Regions from separate parts of the Homo sapiens genome. Here region 1 is linked to region 2. A link is a contact called in ENCODE Hi-C data. All regions are on one chromosome and are shown on one strand. Each heading gives the region's core, a stretch centred on a gene start or an enhancer-like site at or near the end of the contact. The rest is flanking DNA. Distances are from core to core; before and after follow the strand shown.

The links. A loop is a pair of places that touch in the nucleus more often than their neighbours do. Pooled maps may share reads with other maps.
Region 1: a pooled map shows a loop between it and region 2 (15-fold over the local background). The contact joins the promoter of TMEM138 here to the promoter of CLP1 in region 2. A Hi-C loop is called at or near these places in 5 of 50 pooled maps.

The regions. Positions count from the first base shown.
Region 1 is chr11:61,360,209-61,363,839 of GRCh38, reverse strand. TMEM138 (transmembrane protein 138) reads right to left here and starts at 1,466. Exons shown (of 5, transcript NM_016464.5): 1 at 1,420-1,466. It overlaps CYB561A3 (cytochrome b561 family member A3), which reads left to right and starts at 1,958. Exons shown (of 7, transcript NM_153611.6): 1 at 1,958-2,107. RefSeq lists enhancers at 1,448-1,937, 1,348-2,069, 2,188-2,407.
Region 2 is chr11:57,655,814-57,659,201 of GRCh38, reverse strand. It overlaps CLP1 (cleavage factor polyribonucleotide kinase subunit 1), which reads right to left and starts at 1,440. Exons shown (of 3, transcript NM_006831.3): 1 at 1,342-1,440. RefSeq lists an enhancer at 1,797-1,966.

The DNA of each region.
Region 1 (3,631 bases), core at 217-2,716, 3.7 Mb before region 2:
GGCCAAGAGAGGTAAAATAATTTGTCCAAGGTCACGTCGTTAGTAAGTGGCAGAGCTAGTATTCAGATGCAGGCTGCACGGGTCCACAGTCTGTGCTCTTAACTACTGGACTAAGCTGTCTCTTACATAATTGATAGACTAGTATTTAACTAGGCAGGAAAAATGCCAGCAAAGAAGTGTGAAGTGCCCTAGGCAGAAAAAGCAGAGAGGAAACAGGGGTCTCCTGGAAAGCTTTATCTTTAGGGTTATGGTTGCAACACAGTGGCAGTTGTTTCTTTTCATCTATTCCAAGACCCACAAGTTGCTCTGGGGGTGTCCTATGACCCGCTGCTGTGCCAAATCTATAAAGAAATTTCAAAATGCTCTGGAGTGTTAGCGATTAAATTAGCATCGGTAAAATGTTTTGCAATTTATAAGCTCTTTTCATATTTCTAACCTTACGTAATCCTACAACCATCTTGAGAAGTAGCCATTACAATGTATATTATCCCCATTTTACACAGAGGCTCCGGAAGGTTAAGGCACCTCCTCCACCTCAGCTGGTGAAGTCCCACCTTATTGGACATATGTTCGCGGTTTCCTCATTCATTAAATTTTAGAGAGAGAGAGAGTGTCTCGCTCTGTCGCCAGGCTGGAGTGCAGTGGCATGATCTTGGCTCACTGCAACCTCCGCCTCTCGGGTTCAAGCGATTCTCCTGCCTCAGCCTCCCAAGTAGCTGGGACTACAGGTGCGTGCCACCACGCCTGGCTAATTTTTTGTATTTTTAGTAGAGACGGGGTTTCACCATGTTAGCCAGGATGGTCTCGATCTCCTGACCTCGTGATCCTCCCGCCTCGGCCTCCCAAAGTGCTGGGATTACAGGCGTGAGCCACTGCGCCCGGCCGCATTAAATAACACTGATAGCTACTACCTAGGTACTCACACCACGATAAACTTGTCAACCAAGATCGTTTCCTTTAATCCTCCCTACAAGTCTGCAAGGTGGGAATTATTCCTATTCTACAGGAAAGGACACAGAAGTCAGAGCTCAAGGCATTCCTCCAGGTCTCAAGTCAGCAGAACCCGGCTTCATAACTGTGACGCCAAACCCGTGCTCTTAACCACTACTCATAGGCCACCATCCAGGGCTGTTTTGAGGATCCGTTATGCAGAAACGCCCATGCCTGTCTCTACGTACGACGATCCCCTCCAGTTTAGGGCAGTGGAGACTCACAAGCTCATGAAGCTCTTTAATTCGTCCACCGCTACCTGCCGCCTTCCCTTTGTACCTAGGGCAGTATTCCTCACGCTTCCCAATCCACTTAAAAACGAGGCTTCCTTGGCAAACAACAACAAAGCATAAAACCCAAGCCCAAAACAACAGCACCAAAAATTCTGACTTCTGGTCACTTAACCCACTCCTCGTCAATCACTCTCACCTCCAAACTCCAACGTCGGTTGTCATGCGGACATCGTCCCGGCTTCCGGAAGCCGGCTTTAAATTCCGGAAGTAAATGGAGGAGGCGGGCCCCGTCTGCGCCGTGCGGCCTGCTAGTCCCCGGCTTTCTCTTCCCGCTCTATGGCCAGTCTGGCCGCCATGTTGGAGCTTTCGCTGTTCGGGGCCCGGCCTGCTCCGGGCCCTCCCAGCGTCGCCGCTAGCTGACTTAGGGCTCCCGCCCACACTGCGCACGGCCTTGCTGAGGGCCGGCTCGTAGTGGGAGGCTTCGCGTTCACCTGAACATTTCCGCCTCCTCTGGATGGGGGATGAGAGGCGGGGCTGATGCATCGCAGCAGTCCTGGACCCTGACTTCGGACTTGGAGAAGAAACGCCGAGGAGGAACGGGAGTTAGGGGGTTAGCAGCTTGGCGCGCTGGGAGCCGGCCACCCCTGGTCTCCGGACTTCACTTCCCAGGAGGCCTCGCGCGCGACTGGAAGTGCTGCGAGCCTATAAGAAGGCGAGGCGGCACCCGCCGCTCTGCTCTGGGGCGGCATTGCCAGCCGGCTGTAGGCATTCAGGGCAGTGTCTTCTGCATCTCCTAGGAACCTCGGGAGCGGCAGCTCCGGCGCCTGGTAGCGAGAGGCGGGTTCCGGAGATCCCGGCCTCACTTCGTCCCACTGTGGTTAGGGGTGAGAAGGATCCCGGGGCTGGGAGTTCAGGGACCTGGGTTCGAATGCTGGTTCCGCTGCTATCTCGCTTCGCACTGTCGCGATCCCCTTGCTCGGCCTCAATTTTCTCTTTTAGAAAGTGGGCACCTTTCTCCGCGCTCTTCCTTCCAACGCGGTGGTTATAAAGGCACGAAAGCTCTTCAGAGGACGCAGAAAGCACCTGGAGCTCCTCACCCCAATTTTCACCCATTGTTAGCTGGCACGAGCACCCAGCAGAGGAGTCAGGGATCACCCCTCGGGTGCCTGGAACGGTTCTTTGGACACCTGAGCCGGACCTAGGCACAGCCTGAAGTCGGGGTCTATAATTATTCCGGTGCTAAGGGGTAACTTGTTCACCTACCTCCTTGGCAGGAATATTGAGCCCTTCACTCCTCATGTTCCGACTTTAACAGAAGCTACCTTTGAGAATAAGGAATCCTCAGAGCTGAGAGGGAGTGGACCCGAATTCCTGTACCAGCTCGGCCACTTACCTTGGCTAAGTCATTTTCTTGTTTTGGGCCCCAGTGTCACAGTGTTTTTGATTTGTAAGATGAGGGTTTAGGGCTTGTATCCTAAATCTGGTCCTCAAGATTCTTGAAGTCCCCCAGTCCATCGGGGAGGGAGAGCAACAAACTGATTTTCTACCCCTTCATTTATTTGTAGTTCTAAATTATAAAAGTAACACTGCAAGAGTTTGGAGTAGAGCCTTTTTCTTTTTCTTTCTTTTTTTTTTTTCTGAGACAGAGTCTCACTCTGTCGCCCAGGCTGGAATGCAGTGGCACGATCTCGGCTCACTGCAACCTCCGCCTCCCGGGTTCAAGCGATTCCCCTGCCTCAGCCTCCCAAGTAGCTGGGATTACAGGCGCCCGCTACCGCGCCCGGCTAATTTTTGTATTTTTAGTAGAGACGGGGTTTCTCCATGTTGGTCAGGCTGGTCTCGAACTCCTGACCTCATGTGATCCGCCCGCCTCGGCTTCCCAAAGTGCTGGGATTACAGGCGTGAGCTACCGCGCCCAGCCTGCGTAGAGCCTTTTTCTAAGACTAAGGGCTGGATGGGAACTAGCATTTCTTACCCCTGGATGTGACCTGTTTTAGCTCAGCCGGGAGAATCCTTTTTCGCAAGAAGTTAATAATATCTTGTGACGTGAAAATTATGTGAAACTCAGACTTCAGTGTCCATAAATAAATATTACTGGAACACAGCCGTGGTGCTCATTTGTTAAGATGTTTATGTGGCTGCTCTTGCATGGGCAGAGTTGATGACATAGTTGTGACAGACCATGTGCTCTACAAAGCCTAGAATATTTACTACCTGGACCTTTACAGAAGAGCTTGCTGACTGCTCCCTTAGAATGGGGCTCTGCAAAGTGAGCACACCCTGGGATCACAGCCCAGCCTGCCCTTAGAACAAATGAGAGGATATTTTCAAGCATTTGCATTGCAGTTTTCACGGTTTTTTTGTTTTGTTTTGTTTTTGAGACAGAGTCTAGCTCTGTCGCCCAGGCT
Region 2 (3,388 bases), core at 191-2,690:
CAAGGCAGGAGAATCGCTTGAACCCAGGTGGCAGAGGCTGCAGTGACCCGAGATTGTGCCACTGCATGCTAGCCTGGGCAACAGAGCAAGACTCCATCTCAAAAAAAAAAAAAAAAATCATCCAATGGGCCAGGCACAGTGGCTTAGGCCTGTAATTTCAGCACTTTGGGGCGCTGAGTTGGGCAGATCCCCTGAGCTCAGAAGTACAAGACCAGCCTGGGCAACATGGTGAAACCCCGTCTGTAGAAAAAATGCAAATATTGGCCAGGCCTGGTGGCTCACGCCTGTAATCCCAGCACTTTGGGAGGCCAAGGTGGGTGGATCACCTGAGGTCAGGAGTTCAAGACCAGCTTGGCCAACATGGTGAAATCTCAGTATTTACTAAAAAATACAAAAATTAGCCAGGCATAATGGTGGGCGCCTGTAGTCCCAGCTACTCAGGAGACTGAGTCAGGAGAATCGCTTGAACCCAGGAGGTGGAGGTTGCAGGGTTGCAGTGAGGCGAGATCATGCCACTGTACTCCCGCCTGGGTGACAGACCAAGGCTCTGTCTCAAAAAAAAATAAAATAAAATAAACAAATAAATAAATAAATAATAAAAACATACAATGAATGTTTCCCCTTACCTTGCTTTAATTCTCTCCATATTTCTTATCACCATCGGTCTCACTATATATTGTGTCTTCCCCGCCTCCTCCACCCCAAAATGTAAGACTTAGGCATTTTTGTTTGATACTATATACTGCTTAGAATACAGCTTGACAGACTGTAGGCACCTCAATACATTGAGTGAATTAATGTCTCAGACATCAGAGAAAAACCATACCTACAGACTGACAGAAGATTTAATTATATCACCCTCCATCACTCTATTGGTAAACTCCAAACTTGAGAAGGTAACAGATGCCCTGACCCCAATCATCCTAGTCAACAGGAAAGGGCGTCTGAAATACGGATGCAAAGCAGAGCACACCGGGTCTGAACTCAGAAAACAGCCTAATCCTCGTCTCTGTAACTACTAGTAGTGTCTTTAGACAATCACTTAACTTCTCTGAACCTTTGAAGCTGTCGACTGGAAGCACTTACACTTCCTCAAATACAGTGTTGTTCTTGGGGTTTACAGGAATTGTGGGAGGAAAAAAAAGCACTTCGTAAACTAGAAAACGGCAAGGAAACGATATGAATTATTTCTGATCCTGGACTGCAGCTCTAGCTCCAGCATTTGTCCCAACCTTCCCAGACACCAAAATCTCCCCAAGACACCAAAATCTCCCCAGACACCAAAATGTCCCCAGACCCCAAGGAGGTGACAGTTGTGTTCCTGCCCTTTTTTTAACTCACCTGCGCAGCCAGGAGCCCAACAGGTAAACTCAGAAGGTCCTCCCGTGCAGAATTTAAACCAAACTACAAGCGGTTCTTGCCCGGACCCACGCCGGAAACAAACGCAGTTCCGCACTTGCGCTGTGAAAGGACACGCGGTCGCGCGCTGCCCTTTGGGATGTGTAGTTTGCCGGAGCAGCCGAGAGCGGGTGCACTCGCTAAGCCGCTCGGCCTTCTGGGAGTTGTAGTCAAAGGATTGTTTTGAACGTGACGCCAAAGGTGGGAGGGGCGGCTGTTGTCATTATTCGTGCAGCCGGAGGGAGGGGTGAGGAGGCGTGGCGGTTGCGCCCCCGCGCTGGGCAGGGACAGGTCGAGGGACCAGGCTTCGGCAGTGCGCGTCCGCGGCGGGAATCTCGCCCCAGATTTCCTGCTCCCCTGCAGCCCAGGAAACAGAAGGGAGGCCCGGGAGAAAGAGAGACTCACTGTCTCGGTCTAGGTCCCGCGACGGCCTGCTTGCCTGGACAAGCCACGAAGCACAAAATCCTTTTTAGGCAGGGGGAAACCCAGGGATAGAGAAAGCGGAGGAAGACAGCCTGACAGAGGTTTCACCAAGCTGTCATCTCCCACCTGACACAGTGCTTGGCACATGGAAGGCATTTCAAATTTTTTTTCTTTAATAAAAGAATAAAAATCCGATGATTTCTTCCAGCTACAAGTCAGTCATTACCCAACAACCTCTCTCCCACTAAACGAGGATTTTTGTTAGGCACTCATTTCCCTCCATAAATCCCTGACAGTTACAGGTCAGTCATTTGCCCCGCAGCCAACAGGTTCCACCACGTCTATAATCCTCTTTTTACTACCTTGGGCTTTGGAATCTTATATTATTTGCTATACTGCTTACATTACTGTGTGACTTTGAGCAAATCACAGGCTTCATCTCTCTGAGATCGTTTTTTTTTTTCTTTTTGTTTTTGAGACAGGGTCTCACTCTCTCGCCCAGGTTGGAGTACAGTGCCGCGAACATGGCTCACTGCAGCCTCGACCTCCTGGGCTCAAGCGTGATATCGTTTTTTGTCTGCAAAGTTGGGATAATAACAGTGCCCAACCTCCTAAAGTTGTTTTGACGATTGCAGGAATGTGCCTGTAAAGTACTAAGTACAATGCCTGTAATATAGAAAAAAATCTGATATCAGCTTTTACGTTTTTATTATAGGCTGGGGCGGAAGGGGCTATAATATCATTCATTCGTGCAATACTTAACATTTTTCAGATCCCTTTCAGGCATCTTCTTTCACAGCCACCCTGTAAAGACAGCTTTATTATATCCAATTTCAGATGGGGGAGGAGACTCAGATAGGTGCAGAGGTTTGCCCAAACATTAACAGCCATTGGTAGAGCTAGGACTCAAACCCAGAGTTTCTGAGTCCGGTTATAATAATAGTAAACATTTAGGCCAGGCGCGGTGGCTCACGCCTGCAGTCTCAGCACTTTGGGAGGCCGAGACGGGCGGATCACCTGAGGTCAGGAGTTCGAGACCAGCCTGACCAACATGGTGAAACCCCATCTATACTAAAAATACAAAAATTAGCTAGGCGTGGTGGCGGGCGCCTGTAATCCCGGCTACTTGGGAGGCTGAGGCAGGAGAATCGCTTGAACCGGGGAGGCGGAGGTTGCAGTGAACTGAGATCACGCCACTGCACACCAGCCTAGGCAACAGAGTGAGACTCTGTCTCACAAAAAAAATCACATTTAAGGCAGGGCGTGGTGGCTCACGCCTGTAATCCCAGCACTTTGGGAGGCCGAGGTGGGTGGATCACGAGGTCAGGAGATCGAGACCATCCTGGCTAACATAGTGAAACCCCGTCTCGACTAAAAATACAAAAAAATTAGCTGGGCGTGGTGGCAGGCGCCTGTAGTCCCAGCTACTAGGGAGGCTGAGGCAGGAGAATGGCCTGACCCCGGGAGGCGGAGCTTGCAGTGAGCTGAGATCCTGCCACTGCACTCCAGCCTGGGCGACAGCGCGAGACTCTGTCTCAAAAAAACAAAAACAAAAAACAAAAAACCA